Linked DNA regions of Mus musculus: region 2 is linked to region 1. The links are chromatin contacts, found by Hi-C or POLR2A ChIA-PET in ENCODE. All regions are on one chromosome and are shown on one strand. Each heading gives the region's core, a stretch centred on a gene start or an enhancer-like site at or near the end of the contact. The rest is flanking DNA. Distances are from core to core; before and after follow the strand shown. Region 1 overlaps Gm19696 (predicted gene, 19696). Region 2 holds the start of Zfp36l2 (zinc finger protein 36, C3H type-like 2).

Region 1 (5,317 bases), core at 1,756-4,255:
TAGGGGCTGGGAGCCCTGAGTGATAACTAACTGGGAGTCATTTCCAGAGCCCTTAGTTTTACATCTTCGACTTGTATATTTCCATTTCCTCCTGGCCCTGGCCTTACAAAGCTTTTCCCAGGAGCTTCAGCTGCCTCGTGTATGGCTGTGTCCTCTCTTGAAGGTAAGCTAAGACCAGACTCAGTATGCAGGGGACCAGCAGCCCCGGGGTAGAGTGTGGGTGCCGGCTTAGCTGGCTTAGCAGCCTCTGTCCCAGCATGAAGTAGCGCAGGTCGCCACCGGCAGGAGAGCTTCCTTTTCTTTCTCGCAGGGACTGGCAGAGGGGAGTTCCCCTTCTCTGTTTGTTTTGATTCTGTTGTTTTCTTAAAGACAGGAAGGAAAGCTCTCATCACTTTTTCGGTTCTGTGAACAATAAAGGCAGGCGGGAGGATGTTCCCCTGCCAAGCCCACACCTTCTCCTCTTGCCCAGCTTCCAGCAAGGCCCCCACTTCTAAGATCAGGCCCCACTGATTAGCAGGGCTGCCTTCGCCTTTCAATTGCTTTGACTTTTCTGAGTCCTGTGTGTAAAAGTGGGAGTCCTCAGATTCCCTTTACAAGGTTGTCAAGGGTTAAAAAAAGTACCACCCCCACCCCCCAAAAAAAACTCATAAAAGACAAAAAAATCACAAAAACGAAGTTGAAAACACAAAAGACTGCCCTGGACATGAAGTAGGTGTTTCAGGCTTCCTCTTTTGCTTTTCCCCTTTGGGGTCCAGCTCACAGTGGGGAGAGCAAGCCACTCTCTGGACTACAAAGCTGATTCCTTCCACAGCAGACTTGCAGACGCTGGCCTGGCCATGTTAGACTCCTAAAATGCTTGAGAAATAAGAGACTGCTGAGTTCAGGGGCTACTTGGTGCCTGGGATTGTCCTTGCTCTGTTGGGGGACAGGGTGAGCTTGTCTAGGCTTCTAGTCTTCTGTACTCCAGACCCTCACCTCCTCCCTCCTGACAGAGACACTCCATACCCCATGTACACACACACACACCCACACACACACACCATCATATCCTCTCTTCTCCCCTACCTTCTCAAGGTAGTGTCTTGCTGTTTGCTTGGCTGGCCTGGAACTCTGTATGGAGACTAGCCTGGTCTTGAACTTAAGTGCATTCTCCTGCCTCTGCCTCCTGAGTGCTAGAGCACCCCTCTCATTCTGCTTCTTGCTGTCCAGCCTGGCCTCCAACTTGGGTGCCTTCTCCTACCTTCTTGGTGAGAGATGACAGGCATGTACCACCACAACTGGGCTGCTTCCTGGGAGTGAAGGACTATGCTGTCTTGACACAGAAGGGGCCCCAGGTGCTTTCGATGTCCCTACTGTGCCCCCATCTTGCTCTGAAACTTGGCCCCAAGTGTTATCTCGGTATCTTGTCTGCCACGTGGTTCCTGAATCCTTAAAATCAAAATCTTCTTTTCTAGCAAACGTGGTTGATAGACCTGGTCCCCTGGGTAGCAGTTTGACTTGGAATTCTGAAAGAGAGCTGTGTGCAAATGACAAAGTAACACATTTGGAGTGTGGTGCATCTATCTATCTATCTATCTATCTATCTATCTATCTATCTATCTATCTATCTATCTATTTATGAGCACTGTCACATATAAAGCCCAGGCTAGTCTCAAACTCAATATGTAGTTGAGGCTGGGATTTCAGGCATACACCACCAGGTCTGGTTTGTGTGATACTGGGGACCAAACCCAGGGCTTTATGTATGTTAGGCAAGCACAGCACCAACTGAGCCATACCCTGCACCCTAGCGTGTTATTCTAGTCTGTAACTTCTATGTACATTGAACATTTGAGACCCTGTGTGGCAGACATTAGCATAGACGATGCTGATAGTTAAGAGACTCAAATCTCCCAGGGATCCTGGGTTATCCAAGGGTACAGAGAGTTCTAGAATAGGGTGAGCCATTATTAGCCTTCCTGGAACACTGAACCAACAGTCTGAGGCCCAGATCTGAACACTTTACAATTCCTGACAAGACTGAACAGTGTGATGGCTCTTCTCCAGCACCATGCACTTCCTCAGCCACCTGCCTGGGCTTGAGAGCTCTACAGCACGCTCTCTACAACACACTTGTCCTACTTCATGTCCCTGGGCCCTGGAATTGTGTTGCCATCTGTTAAATGGCATTGATTCCACTTACAAGTTTTTGTGGACGTGAGATAAAGAATTCATGGGATAGTTGAGACAGAGAGAGTTGGTACTTAATAAACAGTGCATCCCAAAACAAACCAAAGGGCCGAATGTGTAACCCAGTTGGTAGAGTTCTTGCCTAGCATGTGCAAGAAGCCTTGGGTTTGATTCCCAGCACAGAGTAAAACCAGCCATGGCAGTACATGTGTATAATCCCAGGAGGTAGGGGCAGTAGGGTCAGAAGTTCAAGTTTATCTTTGGCTGTAATTGTGAGTTCCAGCCCTGCTTGGAATATGGAAGACTCTGTCTGTCTCAAAGCAAGCCAACAAACCAACCCATGATGGCCCCAGCTTCACTGCTTGCTCCTTGCTGTCCCCTTCAGGACTAGTGTCCCCTCCACCCTTCATGTTCAGCACCTCCTTGGAACTCCCACTTCTGTCCCTGAACACAGCTTGGCCCGGCAAGCGTGTCTCCCCATGTTGTCCACCCAGCCCTCCTCTTGTGGTTTGCTGGCCCGACCCAGCCCCCATTCCCAGCCCAGAATCCTCCACTCTGCCAGGAGCACAGTACAGGTTTCTAACCACATAAAGGAAGGCACCAGGCAAAGCCATAAACCCAAGAGCTGAGTGGGATGTTTGTCCAAGCAGGACAGATCTGCAGCCAGGGATGTGGAGGGAGCGTGCTGGGACCCGGAGGAAGAGGCATTTCTGGGGAGTCTGGGAGAGCTGGCTCGGGCTAGGCGGGAAGGAGGCCGTTAACACTTCACCCCAGCCGTGCTTCCTCTGCACCTCAGCCAGGCTCACACAGGCGTGTCTGTCCTCTTACTGCCTTACTGTGTGAACAGCCCCAGGTGGGAGGGTGCTGCCTGGGCACAAATGCCCTTTATGGATGGGCAAGCAGCTCCTCCTGAGCCGAGACTACCCTGGGATTCAGAATTCAGAGCTGACCCTGGAGTTGCCGCTCTTCTGCCAGTGTTGACACCCAGGGATGCTTGAGCCTGGGGAGTGACTGGCTTTGTTCCAAGGACCCCAGGGACCATGGGCAAAAATCCCAGGAGAAGGCAGCAGCCACATTTGGAAGGTGAGAGAGTCCCAGAGAAGGCTCCCTCCAGAGTTCGTGATGGGGATGGCTCCACCAGTCAGCCTGCTGCCAGCCCCTGGGGCTGAGGTGAAAGGCAGCCTTCTGAGAGCACTGTTAGATCAGGGGCCAGCATTTGAAGCCTGAAAGAACACAGACCCAACCTCTGCCCACACCCCAGCCACCACCCCAGGAGAGGGAGCCTGGGACGAAGAGATGTTGTGAATCTGGTGCAGGAGCCCTGGTACCCTGGGCTTTTATTCTCAGAGGGCCTCTGATGTTCCTCCTCAGACCAGTGGATGACAGAAGTTACACATCCCACAGACAGACCCACCCTGCCAGGCCCCATCCAACTTCCTTAAGCCCCTCTCTGCCTCCCCCAGGCCTGCCATGAGTTTTCAAAAATTCCATTTCATCTATAGACAGGTTCAAGGGCGGGTGGGCTGCCTGTCAGTACCTTCTAGAGATAACCCTTCAACCCTTAGCCAGGGAGTCTCTGATGGAACTCTTGCCTTAGGGGAGGGGGTGTAAAAGGAGACAGCTCATCTGTTGGGCTCCCCTCCCTGGAGGCCATGACTCCAGGCAGGTAACGTCTGTCTATAGATCTGTCTAAGACCTGTCTACAGTCAGGAGGGAGGACAGGACCCTCAGATGGAAACAGGGATCTGGCTGTGATCCTTTAATACTGTAGGCTTTTGGGGTTTTCCTGTGTATCTGGAAACCTCAGGATGATAGGAGGACACCTAGTGAACTCTAGCCATTGTGTGTAGATACTTTAGAATATAATAGAAGGGAAAAACAGGGCTGCATTGTTCTCCTCAAGTACGTGTAGCATAGTGCTTCACGGCCATGTCTTCACGGATGCTCTCCCCACTGCCCTGCTCTTCCACTTCCAGGAGACCGAGGCATGGAGGAGCAAGGTCCCGTTGGATGGTGTGTGTCCCACATGTCTGGCCACCCTTCTCTCCAGCTGAACTCAGATGAGGGAAACCTGACTTGGAGGAGGGGGTTGCAAGAACCTTAGAATATATGATATATATTCCCTACCTGCTGCAGTTCCCCTGAGAAAGTGACACAGACTCCAACCACAACCACTAACTGACAATCTGGCCTTGCTGCGGGAAACAGACTGGAGGGTGTGATGCTGGGCTCCATCCAAAAACAGCCCGCTCACATCCTGCAAAACCAAAGGCCAAGGCAGGCTCACCAGCTACAGACCCCTCAGCTCTGAGTCTCCACCCCCTTCCCTTCCCAGGGACAGAGACACTCTAAGGGTCCCCTACACCATACAGAGCAACCGCCTCCTCCCACGCTCACTACTCAGATGGTCACAGGGACACGCCTGGGACCCACACACCCTTGCTACGCACACAGTCCCTTCATTTGTAGAGCAGGTGAAAAACATGTCAGTTCCAACAGTGCTCCCCCCCTTCCCCCCCAGAAGCTCTCATCCCAACCATAGCCTCCAGACAGACGTTTCAGGTCCCTACTGATGTCAGCAAGCTCATAGGATCAGACATCTGCTGTGTCCCACACTGCCTCCCACTGCATACAGACCCCACACTCAGAGCCCTTGCTCAGCTAGCTCCTCAGTACCCCAGCCTGGACCGGGGCATTTATGCTGCTTGCCACTTCTATAGAGTTTATGGGTTTTAAAAGCTGGGGTGTGAGGGCTGAGAGACTGGGAATGGAGGGGTGTCTGCAAGCGCAGGGGAGAGGAAGAGAAGGAAGGAAAGAGCTCTATGACTCACTTCCAGCTTTACAATGTCAGCTCCATGGGGCGGGAGGAAGGGCCCATTTGTCAACACAGTTGGGGCCTGCAGCTTGTGGTGGTGGTGGTGGGAAGCTATACCAGGCATGTTGGATAGAGGAGCTAGGAAGTGATCCAGAGGTGCTGGCTGTCTCTGCATTTGGTGGTGGCGGCTCCAGTGAGATCAATATGCTGGATCTCCAGTGTCTGTCTTAACATTTGTCACAACTACCGGGTGTCAGAGCTGTCTCACCCATGGCTCACCAGACATGGCCCCTCGGTACTTCTGTTTATCCAAATCTCAGCTCCCCAGGCCAC
Region 2 (5,421 bases), core at 2,200-4,699, 45 kb before region 1:
CTGCCCAAGTCCTTCAGTGGTCCATATTAAGAGTCCCCACTGTCTTACCCAGAAATGCCTGCGAAGGCTAGGAACCCTTGTCACCCATCACTGGCCTCAGCTATTGGACAGAGCCTGGGGAAAGGGAAGCCTGAGCAAATGCTTAATTCATTCGGTGCCACCACTGTACACCGTCCTGTGATTGGTGGAGACAGCAGAGTGCCAAGAAACACATTTACCCACTTTAGGTGATTCCATATAGAAACCGGAAGGGTTTGTCACTTCAGGCCCAGCCCAGCTGGCATCCTCGAACACCAGCAGGTGGCGCTCTTGCACACATTATGCTGCTGGTCTAGCGCTTTTAGCCTACTCTTTTAAAACTTTTTAAAACTATTATCAGCACCTGTACATGATAGGAGGGCACCCATGCCCCAGCATGGATGTCTGAGGAAGTTGAGGGACAACTTTATAGAGCCAGCTCTCTCCTCCCGCCTCTGCATGGGCTTCAGAGATCGACTCAGGCTCAGGCTTGCAGAGCACGCACGTTTATCCACTGAGCCGCATCATGTGGCCCAGCTTACCATGCTACGTGTGCTTCCAGAGTACGTGACACCCGCAGACGCTTGCCTTCAATTCACGGCGTGGATGTGTTGCTGTAGTGTGATCCACATTCCCAGTTATCCACAAAGACCATGCCAGCCATAGAAGGAACTTGTAGGGCCTATAGCTATGTTCAGATACTTCTCAGTGAGTAGTCACTTAGAATCATGAGGAAAAGGGAGAGAGGCATTCTATATGCTAGCTCCTCCTGCAGAGACGCTGACATTTCACATGTAATTGGTCTCAGAAGAAAACCATCCTGCACCACAGAAACACGGCTGTGCTGGAGTAGAGACCTGTACGCAGGGAGAGGGAAGTCAGGAGCTGTGTCCTTCCTGGCCATGAAGAGGAACAGAAATCCCCTGGGTGGTCTTAGAAACACTCAGCACCCTGGGGTCTGTGTGGCCCTGTAGTAATTACCTAGTTAGGCAGTGCAACCCACTGCTGATGAAAAATTGAAAACCTAACATTGTTTAGTTTGTTTTGGGCTTTGCTTTTAGTTTTCTGAGTCAGGCTTGCTATTTACACTAGGCTGGCCTCAAACTTGTGTTAATCCTCCTGCCTTTGCCTCCTGAGTGCCAGGATTCCAGGCATACACCACTATACCCAGCATTACACTACTTTAAGATCTAGTTGGTGAGAGGGGCTGGTGGTGACAACCTTGGGAGATTAATTCTGAACAGGACCCAACCTTCCCTCTCCCCTTCCATCTAAAATGAAATAAAAGCAGTTACATGACAATAAAACCATCTCACATTGGCAGGCATGCTGTCCCAAAGCATGTTTCAGAGCAGGCTTATGTTATCTCCAAGTCCATCCTACCAAGTCTGCCATTAGCTGGGACTTACCCCAGACTTGGATCTTGGCTGGCTGTGGCCAATCTGGGAGGACAGGAGGGATGGATGGCTCCACAGGTGGGCTTGTATCTGCAATCCTGCTAGCAGTAGCTAGGGGAACGACTGCTGCATGCTTTCCTGAGAGAAACCAGGAAAACCTTAGTCACAGCCTCATGCTTACATTTGGGGTCCTTTCAGCCACAGAACCCAGCAGTAATAGGGGCAAGAGCAACGTGGGTGGGAAGAGTGAAGCAGCCATCTTCCCTAAGTCACTACACTTGAGGGTCCTAAGATCTGGGTGGCCCCTTGCTCAGACCACAGCCAAAAGCCAGTTTGCTTTAATATATAAGATGGTGAGGGCTTTGTTCCTTTATAGGGGTATGGTCTCACTCTCACACTAAGCTGTGCAAGGCTAGCCTAAAACTCACCACAGTTTGTGATTAGTGCTAGGACTATAGGCATGAACCACCGTACCCAACCCACTCAGCACTACGTCCAAGACACTACAGTCTTCTGGCAGCCATTGGCTCTACCTACAGGGGCAGCATGCACTGCAGTGTGGCCAAATGCACCTGGACTCAGGAGCCTTTGAGTGACAGATCTACCTCCTTAGCTTCAAGGTTAACTGATACAGCCCAAGTGCACACTGGACTGGGTCAACCAGACAGGAAGAGCAACATGGGAAGGATGTAGTTGGTCAAGCAGCCTTCTCTGGCAACTACTGGGCCTTCCACCCAGGGCAACCCGGACTGCCAGCTGGGTGAATTCATGGGCCCAACTCCAGCTTTTGGCAGCCAGTATGAAGTGTAGGGATAAAGGGTTCTGGACCTGACCAGATGGGCCTCACGGGGTGGGGGTGGGGGTCGCTAGGTGTGTGGAGGTGTGTGTGTGTGAGACCCCTCTCAAAAAGAGCCAGGGGCCTTCTGGGACTGCTTTTTCCATGGAAAGCTGGTAGGAGTTGCACTAAAGGCAACCGAATGAGGACCTCTTTCCCCCAACCTGGGTGGTGGTTCAGCAATCACCGCCTCGCCTCCGGCAGCTCACACAAAGCTTAGATTCAATGCCGCGCCTCCCACAGCAGAAGGAGGAAGGTTGCAGGATTCGACAGGCCAAGGCTGTACAGGCGGGAAGCCTTGGCTAGGAGCTGCACCCACATCCCCGAGAGGAGGCCAGGCCAACCAGCAGGCACAAAGGTGAAGGAAGTGACTTCCTCTATGTCCACACTGCTCCTCCGACTTCCCTCTAGTCCCCTGGAATAGGCTTTCCCGCCCCGGACACCCCGCGCCACTCGGCGCCTTTGGCCCAGGCTCAAGGTCTTGTGATGTGATTAGCAAAGCCAGCGCCTTGTCCTCAGACACTCGGCTCTGCCCCACAGGCCGCAGCGCTCAAGTCCTGTTTACTGAGCCTGGGCGGGGAGAGGGGCGGAGAAACGCGCCAATGCTCCTCCAGGCTGGCCGCTCCCGCCCCCACCCCTACTGCGTCTCCACGTGCAGCCGGGCCGGAGCTGCCACCTACGGGACAGGCCGCGACCCCCGTTCCTAGTCCCAAGCAACTTGGCCAAGCGCACCATTGCTGTTTTGCTGTTCCCGCGCGCGGAGCAAAAACTAGGATGGGAGATAAAAGCTGCGCCAGTCGGCCCAGCCGGATCGGGCGAGGAAAGGCACGTCCCGGGTAGCCCCGTCCTGGGCAGATAGAACGTGTACGTGCTTTCCAACGTTATACTCGTAGAGGCGGAGGAGAGCGAGGTATTCCCGCCGCCGCCACCCAGCAGGACCCAAGGGGGCCGCACGCCCCACGCCGCTCGGGACGCCCAGGCTGCCCGCCCCTCCCCTCCCCTCTCCTCCCCTCCCCCGAAGGGGAAAAATTGGCGGCGACCAATGAGAAGCCGAGAAGGAGCCTGACGTCCGCGGGCTGGCGGGCGGCGTTGCCTGGAGACCCCGGCCGGTCAGCGTTCAGTCCCCTCCCCCGGTGCGCTTTGCCCCGCCGCCGCGCCGCTCCGGGGCTGTATAAAGGGCGCACGCTCTCAGGTCTCCGAGTTCCACCAGTCCGCGAGCTGCCGACGGCTCGGGCGGGGGGCGGGCCGGGGCGCCGAGCTGCGCTCTCGCTTCTCCTCTGCCCCCCACTCCGCGCCACGGCCTCCCGCCGCCGCTTCCTCGGCCGCACAAGCACAACTTTCCGTCCCTCCTTGGCCCTCGCCCGTTATTCATCTTGGTTCGAGTCTCGCCGTACCGAGGGCACCTCCCAACCTCCACGCTTGCAATTTCGACCATTACAGGACCCAGAAAAATGTCGACCACACTTCTGTCACCCTTCTACGATATCGACTTCTTGTGCAAGGTAAGCAGGCAGCCGGAAAGGATGGCGGACGGCCTGGAACCCTTTGGAGTTCCGAGACTTGCCGCCGGGCCGGGCCGAGGCGGGAGGGACCCTTCCAAGTTGACTTTGCGGGTGGAGGGAAGTCCTGGAGTTAGCAGGACTGTGTGCTTGCGACTGTGGGCGTGGAGAGAGCGAGTAGCGGCTGGAGCAGCCGTGCTCCTCCCGAACCGACCGCGGCCACGCTGCCGGGACTTCCCGGACAGCGTTTGCGCCGCCCACCCCGTGGCCACGGGCCCAGGATCACATGGCTAGACCCGGAGCGGCCGGGGTGGGCGTCCTCCACTCTCTCCGGCCTGCGTTTTGCGAGTGTAGCGGTGGAGGCTGAATCGGATCCCACCAGAAACCCCAACAAGTGGGCAGTTGGGACTAGGGCGTTCACTCTGCAGTTAGCCCCGACTCTCTTCCCCATCCGATTTTCATCCCGCTCCCGCTCCCCTCCCTTTGGCAGACGGAGAAATCCCTGGCAAACCTCAATCTGAACAACATGCTGGACAAGAAGGCGGTAGGGACGCCCGTGGCTGCTGCCCCCAGCTCGAGCTTCACTCCGGGCTTCCTGCGACGCCACTCCGCCAGCAACCTCCACGCGCTTGCCCACCCTGTGCCCAGTCCGGGCAGCTGCTCGCCGAAGTTCCCGGGCGCCCCTAACGGCGGCGGCAGCAGCTGTGGCCCCGCAGGCGGAGGCGGTCTGGCCTCCTACGGCCAGCTCAAGGAGCCTTCGGGGGGCAGCGGCACGGCGCTGGTCACCAAGGAGAGCAAATTTCGGGACCGCTCGTTCAGCGAGAACGGGGAGCGCAGCCAGCACCTCCTGCACCTGCAGCAGCAGCAGAAGGGGGGCAGCGGCTCCCAGATCAACTCCACGCGCTACAAGACGGAGCTGTGCCGGCCCTTCGAGGAGAGCGGCACGTGCAAGTACGGCGAGAAGTGCCAGTTCGCGCACGGCTTCCACGAGCTGCGCAGCCTCACCCGGCACCCCAAGTACAAGACAGAGCTGTGCCGCACCTTCCACACCATCGGCTTCTGCCCCTACGGCCCGCGCTGCCACTTCATCCACAACGCGGACGAGCGGCGGCCCGCGCCGTCGGGGGGCGGCGGCGCCTCCGGGGACCTGCGAGCGTTTGGCGCACGCGACGCGCTACACCTAGGCTTCGCCCGCGAGCCGCGGCCCAAGCTGCATCACAGCCTCAGTTTCTCCGGCTTCCCGTCGGGCCACCACCAGCCGCCGGGGGGCCTGGAGTCGCCGCTGCTGCTCGACAGCCCCACATCGCGCACGCCGCCGCCGCCCTCCTCCTCGGCCTCGTCCTGTTCCTCCTCGGCTTCTTCCTGCTCTTCCGCCTCGGCGGCCTCCACGCCCTCGGGCGCCCCGACGTGCTGCGCCACGGCGGCGGCGGCCGCGCTGCTCTACGGCCCCGGGGGCGCGGAGGACCTGCTGAGCCCCGGAGCGCCGTGCGCCTCCTGCTCGTCCTCCGGCGCTAACAACGCCTTCGCTTTCGGCCCGGAGCTGAGCAGCCTCATCACGCCGCTCGCCATCCAGACCCACAACTTCGCCGCCGCGGCCGCCGCCGCCTACTACCGCAACCAGCAGCAGGGCCTGACCGGTCCCGCGCCACCCCCGGCACAGCCCCCCGCGGCC

Evidence for each region. Hi-C counts contacts between places; a loop is a spot of excess contacts on that map. ChIA-PET counts read pairs that join two places held with the same protein, here RNA polymerase II (POLR2A).
Region 2: a map of heart shows a loop between it and region 1 (3-fold over the local background). The contact joins the promoter of Zfp36l2 here to the enhancer-like site in region 1. A Hi-C loop is called at or near these places in 9 of 37 maps with a recorded cell type or tissue (gastrocnemius, heart, left cerebral cortex and 1 more). POLR2A ChIA-PET finds 5 or more read pairs at or near these places in 3 of 5 experiments (Patski and embryonic stem cell).

The regions. Positions count from the first base shown.
Region 1 is chr17:84,141,059-84,146,375 of GRCm38, reverse strand. The region is part of intron 1 of Gm19696 (predicted gene, 19696); the gene reads left to right. Among named protein-coding and RNA genes, the nearest start is that of Gm19696, 13 kb to the left of the region's middle. Within about 2 kb of position 3,005, at least 1 of the 3 ENCODE cell types and tissues checked has a DNase peak (open chromatin) inside an H3K27ac peak, as active enhancers do; it is heart, where a contact is called at or near this core.
Region 2 is chr17:84,185,975-84,191,395 of GRCm38, reverse strand. It overlaps Zfp36l2 (zinc finger protein 36, C3H type-like 2), which reads left to right and starts at 3,449. Exons shown (of 2, transcript NM_001001806.2): 1 at 3,449-3,752; 2 at 4,240-5,421. The coding sequence starts at 3,702. It overlaps Thada (thyroid adenoma associated), which reads left to right. Exons shown (of 38, transcript NM_183021.3): 38 at 1-1,340. It also overlaps a transcript of Gm36279 not described here.